3 separate regions of the Homo sapiens genome follow, and regions 1 and 3 are each linked to region 2. Evidence: chromatin contacts called from ENCODE Hi-C or POLR2A ChIA-PET data. All regions are on one chromosome and are shown on one strand. The core of a region is the stretch at or near the end of the contact, and the rest is flanking DNA. Distances in the headings are between cores, read along the strand shown.

Region 1 (2,766 bases), core at 267-2,766, 190 kb after region 2:
AGGGTTGCTGTCATTTTCCAAAGGAGAAAACTGAGGCCAGAGAGATCAAGGGTCCCGCCCAGAGTCGCAGGGCTTGTACAGAGAGAAAGTGGGAGCTCCCATGCTCTTCCCCATTGGCAGGATGGGAGGGGACAGGGCCGGGGGACTCACCGCCTGGCTGAGGGCATCCCCCTGCAGAGTCAGCACACCCTTCACCTGGTCTGTGCTGTAACATGTGGCGTCAGAGCGGTGCCTGTGGTCACCCCCCCACCACCCAGCCCTCCCTCCCGGCGGGCTGCCCCTCCTGTCCCATCGCACAACCAGCTGGTCTGCAGGACAGGGCTATGGCCATGCCTCCTACCCCCCAAGGTACCCATTTCCCCGGTTTCCGCCTAGCCCAGGCTCACCCACAGCTGCCTAGGATGAAGTTCTCTTGCTTGGCGGGCCCCTCAGTGCCGGAGCCCGGCAGAGTGAAGCGCAGAGAGGCCTCCTGTGGAACAGAGGGAAGGAGGGGAGCTGGTAGCGCCCACTCAGGCCCGGCCCAGTGCTCCTTCCAGAAGCCCCCCTCCCTCCAAGTCAGCGGGGGGAAGGAACAACGTGGCCTGGCCTCACCTGGGTTCAGCTGGGGTGGGAAGACCCTGCCCAAGCCCCCAGGGCACCTAACCGTGAGCCCGATCTCTGCTTATACCACATTCCCTGAACACCTCCTGTGTGCCCGCCTCGGGGAATACAAAACAGACAGGGGCAGCCTCCCAGCTTGGTTGAGGGGGAAAGGGGCAAGGGGCAGAGTCAGGGAACAAGGCAGTAGTTATGGTAACCCGCGGTCCTGGGCCACAGCAAGCACTACGCCGGTTACTTCTGTGAGCTGCCTGGCTCATTTATCTACACCCCAGCCTCGCGAAGCGGGTACTGTTATCTCCCTTTTGCCAATGAGAAAAGGGAGGCCCAGGGAGGTTCAGTGACTTGGCTGAAGTCACACTGCCAGGCAGAGGCAGAATTCTTCGGCTCCCAGATTGGATGCCGCTGCTCCCAAGGCGGCCTTCCCCGACCCGAGGCCGGGCGGGACTCAGGCCCTTGCTAGCACCCTCGTCGGGACCCGCCCCTGCCCGCACACAGGTACTTATATAATGAGGTCGGCTCGAGTTCGCGGAGGCGGGGCCCTGCCTGAAAGCCGCGGCAGCCGCACACTGTAGGCGCTCAGGACGCAGCCGCGCGGCCCCAGGTGGAGCCAGGGAAATGAGGAGGGAGGGCCGCCACGCCCGGCGGGGCAGGGCGCGGGTCGTTACCTTGAGGATGTCCTGCAGCTGCTTCAACACAGCGTGCACCTCGTCGTGCAGCAGCCAGCGGAACTCCTCCTCCTGCGGGACAGACCCGGCGGTCGCGCCCGGCCCCGCCGCCCCGCCGGCCCGCCCGCTGGCCCGCGCGCCTTACCAGCACCGCCCGCTCCGCCGCCGTCGCTGCCATCACGGTGGCCATGGCCGCAGGCCGCCGCCGAGCGCCCTCCCCACCGGCCGCTGCTCCTGTCCACCAATCTTTCTGTCCTCGGTCCTCCGGTCCTCCCGTCCGCCCCCGGCGTCTGGCTCCGCCCCCACCCGATTGGCGGAGCGGGTACCACCCCGCCCCCAGGCCGGCTCCGTGCTCGCGATTGGCTGGCGCCTGTCGGTCCGCCTCGGCCCCCGAAACCTGCGGGAGCCCTGGAACCAGACTGGCGGCTGCGGGAGTGAGGCTCGCTCCGCCTGGCCAGGGACGCGGCCGGCGGCTGCACGAGTCAGGCTTGCTCCGGCTGGCCAGGGACGCGGCCGGCACCAGCCTGGGGCGCCCGCTTGGGGGCGGAGCTCCCGGGGCGCCCCCAGGATATGATAGGGCGCTCTGCTCCACTCGCGCTCACTCATTGGCCGGCAGGACAGTCTGTCCCCGCTCCTCCTCCCTATTGGCCCGCTTGGCTCCATTGGTCGTGGTTCCAACCCTGCCGCGGACCTCGCCGCCACTCCCAAGTCCGTCTCACCCCGGACGCGGAGGTCCCGAAAACCCACCCCGGCCCCGCCGCTGCCTTCTCCTCCCACCCATCTCGCCGAGGACGAGGGAAGCAGGACTCCTGCGGCACAGCTGTGTTACCAAGAAGTGTTTTATTTTTCTTGCAGTAGCTTTGTTAATTGCACAAAATCATGTTTTGTTTTTGCCATTTAAACATTATCACACAATCCTATTCTGAAAGACAAATGTTCATTAAAAACAAAGCAAAAATAAAAATTCACAACCTTAATTACCTAGATTTGTCATTTAAAGGTTTAAAGAAAAAAGGGAGGGGCTTTCTTACAAGCTTTTTCACAAGTGTCACATTTTCTCCTTAAAAGGGAAGGATTTCAAAAGAAAGGTGAAATAGCTTAAACAGAAATATTCATAAAAAGGAACTTTACAGAATTGTCAACAATATTAAGACAAAATTGACTAACCGGTTTCATTACCGCATCTTCCCCCGCCCCCACCCCCAGTGTGTTCCGCCAGGACTAGAACAGGCTTTGTGTTCAGACAGAAATGCTTCAAAATCCCAGTGAAATGAACTGTGCTAAAAACCCGACAGGCATCTTCCCTGCCCTCCCCCCACTCGTCTTCTGCAATCCTCTAACCCAGTTTCTAATCTCTGAAAGGGGCCAAAGCTGTGAGGGGGGAAGGACCCCGCCCTAGTGTGGCCACCCTATATATAATTACATATTGCATCGTAAATGCTGGCCTTCCTTCTGCAAATTATGATTTTGGAAAATCCAACCCATGCAGAGGGATAAAAAA
Region 2 (2,819 bases), core at 56-2,555:
ACCAGGTTCCCAGTCCCCGGCTGGGCACAGATGGTACCGGGATGGCTGAGGCCATGACCCTACCCCTGTGAGGGGCACAGCTCAAAGGGCTCTGGCCTCATCCCCTGATACCAACCACCATGGGGTTAATCCTGGGGTCGGTGAATTAGGGAAAGCCAGGTAGCCTCTGGGCAGCACAAGCCAGGAGCACTACTGTCCTATGGGTTAGGAGAGGCCCGGGGGAGTGGGTGCCAGACCGGGGCAGCATCACCTCCTACCCAGCTAGCCCGAAAGCTGGTGAACCGTGTGCACCCTCCCCATTGCACCGGTAAAGGGACAGATGCCCCTGCCAGCCCCAGGAGAGCACCTAGTCGCGCACACGGAGTCCCCAGGCACACCTCTGAAGGGGATACACGCTCATCCCTGTGGTGTAGTGTGGGGCTCCGACACGCCACCCCTACACTCCAGGCCGTGTACACACATCACACCGTGCCGGGCACGGGCGGCATCTGCACACCCGCCACATGTGTACGCGTTGATCACACACCAAACGCACCAGGGGGCTGCGCGTTCACACGCGCGCCAACGTGCCCGCAGGTCCGCCACCTCCCCGGTGCCCGGCCGACGCCGTGGCGCGGTGCGTGCGTAAACACAAATGCACATGGACGTGTGCGCACGCCGCCGACCGCCCACCAGGCACGCGGACCCTCGGACCACTCGCCCGGAGCGGCTCCGCCCTCCGGCCCAGCTCTGCCGAGGCCTGGGGCGTCCTCCTTCCGGCCGCCCGCCCGACTGTCCGTCTGCACCGCGGGGCCGCCCGGCCCTCGGCCGTTACCCGGACAAAAGGGGTGGGGGGGGTCCCCGTCTCGATCCCGGGGGACTCGCGGCCCCGCGGGGGCGGCGTATCCCCGACCGGTGGCCCGGTTCCCACCTCCGCCCGCCGCGAGCCCTTGGGATCCGGACGCCGGGCACCGCCGTCGGGAAAGCGGGTCGGGTCTGCGGCCCGGAGGGGGCGCACAGCCGGCACGCGTCCACGCCGTCCGCCCCCGCCCGGCGGCCACGCGGGACACACTCCGCCCGTGGCCCCGGCCCTCGCCCGGCTCCGGCGCCGCGCACCTCGAACTGCCAGTGGGCCGCCTGCAGCAGTTGCTTCGCCTGGTCGGCCGCGCAGCCCGCCGTCAGCACGAACTGGTTGATCATGACCTGGTGCTTGAGCTCGTCCATGTTCACGGACATGGCGCCGCCGCGCTGCCCGCTCCGGCCTCCCTCCTCCGCCCGCGCCTCCGCCTCACGCGTCCACCATTAGCGAGCCGGCTCCGGCTAATACAAATATTTACTGTGCGGCTCTGACTCACCGCGCCTCGCCTCGCTCCGCCGGCGCCGCGGCATGCTGGGATATGTAGTCCCCACGGTGCGCCGGGCGCCCCGGGGGAGCGGGGCCGGCACCCTAGGGGACGCGAAGCCCGGGAAGGGGCGTGTCTGAGCACCGAGCGCCCGCTGTGCGGATGTCCGGGCCGTAACCCGAGCCGGGCGCGTCCACGTCGTCCTCGTTGCTCTCGGTGGCACCCGTGCCCCTGCTCTGGCACGGATGGGGGTCCGCTGGCGGGGGCCACGTCTGTGCATGGGCGCAAATGCCTGACCACAGGATCTTGGCCAAGGCCTGGGGACCGTGTCTGAACTGTGAGCGCCTACTGTGTGTGGATGCCCGGGCCGTGACCAGGGTTGGGGGAGTCCACGTCGCCCTCGTTGCTCTGGGTGGCACCCGGCCCCTGCTCTGGCACGGATGGAGGTCCGCAGGCGGGGGCCTCAGGTTCGTGCATAGGCGTTTTTGCCAAGGCCCAGGAACGGTGTCTGAAAACTGAGTGCCTAATGTGTGCAGGCGCCTGAGCTGGGACCAGAGCCAGTCACGTCCACGTCGCCCTCGTTGCTCTCGGTGGCACCCACGCCCCTGCTCTGGCGGGAATTAGGAGCCCAGAGGCCGGGGCCACAGATCTGTGCATGGGCGCAAACGCCAGGCCACAGACGTCTTTGCCATGCCCCGGGGACTGTGACTGAACGCTAAGTGCCTACTGTGCGCAGCTGTCCAGACCGTGACCAGAGCCAGGCACGTCCATGTCGCCCTCATTGCTCTCGGTGGCACCCGTGCCCCTGCTCTGGCACGAATTGGGGTCCCAAGGTGGGGCATACAGATCTGTGCATGGGCGCAAACGCCGGGCCACAGGCGTCTTTGCTAAGACCTAGGGACCCTGAACCCCTCTGTGATTGGCATCGCTCTGTGTTAAATAGTAGGCACGCCCTTAAGAGAGGGGTCTCTAGGAATTTTGGCCCAAATCGGCTGGTCTAGGCTGAAAGGCCCGGCACACTGTAGGCGCCGACAAATACTCGTTCAGTGAATGAATGAATGAGCCACTTAAAAGCTCCGCCGCACGTCACCGCCTATAGCTAGCCTCCTAGCTCTCCTCACTCAATCTCTCATCGCCCACTCGTGGCATGGGTCCTTCCTAGCCTGGCTCTGGGCCTGCCCCACTGTAGCCCCATGACCCTCTGGACGGCGCCTGGGACAGGCTGGCGGGGCCAGCAGCCTCTGGTGCTTCGGGGTCCCCCTCCCAGCAGTTCTCCCGCTTTCCCACGCAAAATCTCGTGCTCTTTGCCGGAAATCTCGGCCCTTAGCGGGCGGGCGCCAAGGCCCGGCAGAGCCAGTTCCGGAGCGGCCCCAAACTCCCTTTCCCAGAATGCCTCGGTTTATTTGCATCGTTTGGTCCCGGTGACGTCAGCTGAGTGAGGTCGTGCCTCGACCAATGGACAGCCTCGGGGTGTTAGGACCTGGCCATATAAGGTAA
Region 3 (3,146 bases), core at 426-2,925, 240 kb before region 2:
GGGCATCTGTGGATGCTTCTGAGGGCTTCAGAGGACACAGGGCCAAGGGAAGAGGCAGGGAAACAGTCCGACAAGAGGCTGCACAGCACTGATTGGAAACTCAGATGGTTCTGGGGCCGGGCAGGAAACTCAAGTGAGTGGACAGCTTGGCAGGAGGCAGCAGGGAGTGGTGGGGACTGGGGTGACCCATGAGCCCACATTTTGGCAGAGGGAGCAACCGCCACTCAGCCCCAGCTGAGAGTTCCTGTTCAATGCAAGCTGGGAAGCCCCATTTTAATATGAAACCACCTGATTTTTCAATGTTAGCAGTGCCTTCAAAGTTGTAAAAACTCCCATAAAGCCTGCACTAAATGCACCCAAAGGCCAGCCCCAACCCAGGAACAGAGGTCCGCAAGCCATGCCCTAATCCATGTAGACCGAGAAACGTATGGGTTGTGGAGCCCTGCCAGCCCTGGAAAGGGGCCCTGTGGGGAGAGGGCCCTGTGGACGGGAGGTCCAGAAGGTGACTGTCCCAGCCAGGCCCTGCTTAGCCCTTGACGGCTAGACACAGAGGCCATCCTGCCTTCTGGAGATAACTGAGTCCTCCAGAGACTAGGAAACCCTCCAGCTGGTGTGGCCCAGCCTCCCAGGGATAAGCCTTCAGGCCCCCCAAAGACTAGAGCTAGCCCAGCCAAGGGCCTTGGCTACAGGCCGGGCTGGAGGGGGTGTGGGTGTCCCAAGGCTCTCCGGAAGTCAGGAGCTGAGCTGGGCCCCCAAAGGCTCTGAGGCATGACTGACCACAAACGCGGAGGGGGAGGAGGGCAGAGTGTTTTCCTGGAATCCTCCAAGGCAGGGGATTTTTCTGGACTAGTCCGGCCCCTGGCACCCGCCCCTCCTGCCCAATCAAGGGCCACTGTCAACTGCAGCCCAGGCCCCACCCACCGACGGTGACCACCCCTATGCCTCCACAGCTCAGGCTTGAAGCTGCCAGTAACTGTGGGGCCGTGGGCAGACCACCACTGCCCTCCCTGACACAGCCCCTTCATCTCATAATATGGTGGGGAAGAGAGTCCAGGGCTGCTCACAACTCTTAAGGCTGTCGTGGCTAAGAGGACCCTGAGCTCAGATTTGGCATTGGAGTTTATACTTAGGAGGCTCTTGAAAGGGCTTTGTGTGGGCTGCCAGGAGTTTTTTGAAATTGGGATTAGCTACCAACAATAACACATTGAGAGATTTCACCTAAAAATCTGGATTTCCAGTTTCTCTTCAAAAATCCAAAGCTCTAGCTGGCCCGGGCTGGTCATGAGGACTCAGCCCTTACCAGCCCCACTCCCGCCATCCTGCCTCTCCAGGGCCGCAGAGGCCCTGGGGTGGACTTCTGGCATTTGTCACCTGCCTGGTGCCTCATAGGCATCTGGGCTGTGACGCTTAGGATTCCTAAATAGTCTCTCGCTTTTTACACAAAAAGCAGAAACCTGCCCAGTGTCATCCGGCAAACCCACGACGGGCAAGGTCTCCCCGCGCAGGTCAGGTGGCCGCAGGGTGAGGGCCAGGGCAACCCGGCCCACGAGCCCCTCGGTGGGGAAGGGGCGTGTCTCCACGCGGCTCCGCCCCGGCCAATGGGGAGAGGCCCCGCCCCTGCCGCGGCGGGCCCGCCCCCCGGGACTCTTAAGGCGCGACCTGCCTCCAGCGAGCCGACTCCGGAGCCCGAGCCCGGGGCGGGTGGACGCGGACTCGAACGCAGTTGCTTCGGGACCCAGGACCCCCTCGGGCCCGACCCGCCAGGAAAGACTGAGGCCGCGGCCTGCCCCGCCCGGCTCCCTGCGCCGCCGCCGCCTCCCGGTGAGTTTCTGTGGGGCTGGGGGGCTGCGGGCGGGGAAGGGGGCGCCACGGCCAGGCTGTGCACACGCGCGGGGACCGCCGCCGCGCGCACACACGCACTCTCGGGCGGGACCGCGGCCCCAGCCCCACACGGTCACCTGGGCCGCCCGGCGGGCAGGCCCTGTACGCTCCCTCCCCCGCCGTCCTGGGGCGCCGACAGCCCCGCGGCCGGCCAGGGTGCGCGCCTGAGTGTGCGGTGAGCCCGCGAGGCTGCAAGCAGACAAAATAAACACCCCGTCCCATGCTTCCTCCTCCCACGGCTGGGCCTCCGGCATGACCAGTTTTATGAATCAAACCCCTTTGAGGGGGATAGCCAAGCCACAGGCTTGGGTCACTTTTCCCTCCTGGGGTCCGGCAGTAGGTGCTGCTGTGCAGAAGGGCTGCCCGGGGTCCTCTGGACCCTTGTCACTCAAAGCACAGCTGGGGGCTACAGATATGCAGCCCTAGGGAGGGGCGGGGAGTGGCTGGTGGGCGTCCGATGCCCATCCCTCCAGGTGGGGGATGGACCTGTACTGGCCAGGGCCCTTAGAGCTTCGGGTATCAGGCAGGGTGCCGGGTCTCTGCCTCTGCCAGGGAAGGGGCTTTGCTTGGGCTGCAAACCCAGTGGCCTGGAGCCAGCCTAGTCCTTTGTGTCCCTGGGCTGGCAGTGCTGGGGCCTGAGGACTGCTGAGGTCCCCTGTGGTCACTGGCAGGCCAGCCGATTGGTGCCAACCATTCTGCCTCTCCCCCATTCGTTAACGATTGCCACACCAGGGTCACTGACCGCCTCCCCTGCTGTGGCCCAGGGGTGGAGTGTGCAGGGTGGAAGGAAGAGGTCCTGGGGGTCTAGGTGTCCCCATGCCTGCCTTTTGCACCAAGGACAGGTGAGGCTCTGGAGAGAGGCAGCGGGACCTAGAGCCCCCTTCCCCAGGCTGAGAGCCTCCAGGGCTGGGGATTGGATAAAATCTCCAAGGTCCCTTCACACTAGACTGTACTTTGGGTGTTGAGGGCATAGAGGGGTGGCCGGGCTGGGACCTTCCAAGCAGGGTCCATTAGGGCCAGTCCAGGGGGCAGCAAAGTCCAGGATGGGCCCAGCTATTGACAAAAACCCAACAGAGCTGGGGCAGGCGGGTGGGGGATGGGGAGCAGTCCCCTGAGTTTACTCTCTTCTCCCAGGGGAGTTGGCCTGGAGCTTCTGTAAACAGAGTGTCAGAGGCAGGAAGAGGCTCTGGTGATGAGCAGCCCAGCTGGATCCCCTCCAGACCATTATCTAGCCTCCCCTGGGCCTGGGGAGGGAGGATGCGCAC

The links. A loop is a pair of places that touch in the nucleus more often than their neighbours do. ChIA-PET counts read pairs that join two places held with the same protein, here RNA polymerase II (POLR2A). Pooled maps may share reads with other maps.
Region 1: a map of CD8-positive, alpha-beta T cell shows a loop between it and region 2 (17-fold over the local background). The contact joins the promoter of ROGDI here to the promoter of UBALD1 in region 2. A Hi-C loop is called at or near these places in 6 of 168 maps with a recorded cell type or tissue (CD4-positive, alpha-beta T cell, CD4-positive, alpha-beta memory T cell, CD8-positive, alpha-beta T cell and 2 more), 16 of 37 single-sample maps with no recorded cell type and 23 of 50 pooled maps. POLR2A ChIA-PET finds 5 or more read pairs at or near these places in 8 of 52 experiments (CD4-positive, alpha-beta T cell, CD8-positive, alpha-beta T cell, HEK293T and 4 more).
Region 3: a loop to region 2 is called in a map of naive thymus-derived CD4-positive, alpha-beta T cell, with 13 times the contacts of the local background. The contact joins the promoter of VASN here to the promoter of UBALD1 in region 2. A Hi-C loop is called at or near these places in 1 of 168 maps with a recorded cell type or tissue (naive thymus-derived CD4-positive, alpha-beta T cell) and 7 of 50 pooled maps. POLR2A ChIA-PET finds 5 or more read pairs at or near these places in 2 of 52 experiments (PC-9 and Panc1).

The regions. Positions count from the first base shown.
Region 1 is chr16:4,801,117-4,803,882 of GRCh38, forward strand. It overlaps ROGDI (rogdi atypical leucine zipper), which reads right to left and starts at 1,517. Exons shown (of 11, transcript NM_024589.3): 1 at 1,411-1,517; 2 at 1,266-1,337; 3 at 387-469; 4 at 151-205. The coding sequence starts at 1,455. GLYR1 (glyoxylate reductase 1 homolog) reads right to left here. Exons shown (of 16, transcript NM_032569.4): 16 at 2,087-2,766. RefSeq lists an enhancer at 1,025-1,525 and silencers at 1,031-1,090, 1,131-1,920, 1,813-2,024.
Region 2 is chr16:4,613,583-4,616,401 of GRCh38, forward strand. UBALD1 (UBA like domain containing 1) reads right to left here and starts at 1,306. Exons shown (of 3, transcript NM_145253.3): 1 at 1,096-1,306. The coding sequence starts at 1,215. RefSeq lists silencers at 487-656, 737-846, 887-986, 1,327-1,566, 2,810-2,819 and enhancers at 1,518-2,090, 2,091-2,662, 2,500-2,759.
Region 3 is chr16:4,370,173-4,373,318 of GRCh38, forward strand. VASN (vasorin) reads left to right here and starts at 1,676. Exons shown (of 2, transcript NM_138440.3): 1 at 1,676-1,821. The region is part of intron 9 of CORO7-PAM16 (CORO7-PAM16 readthrough); the gene reads right to left. The region is part of intron 9 of CORO7 (coronin 7); the gene reads right to left. RefSeq lists an enhancer at 1,058-1,883.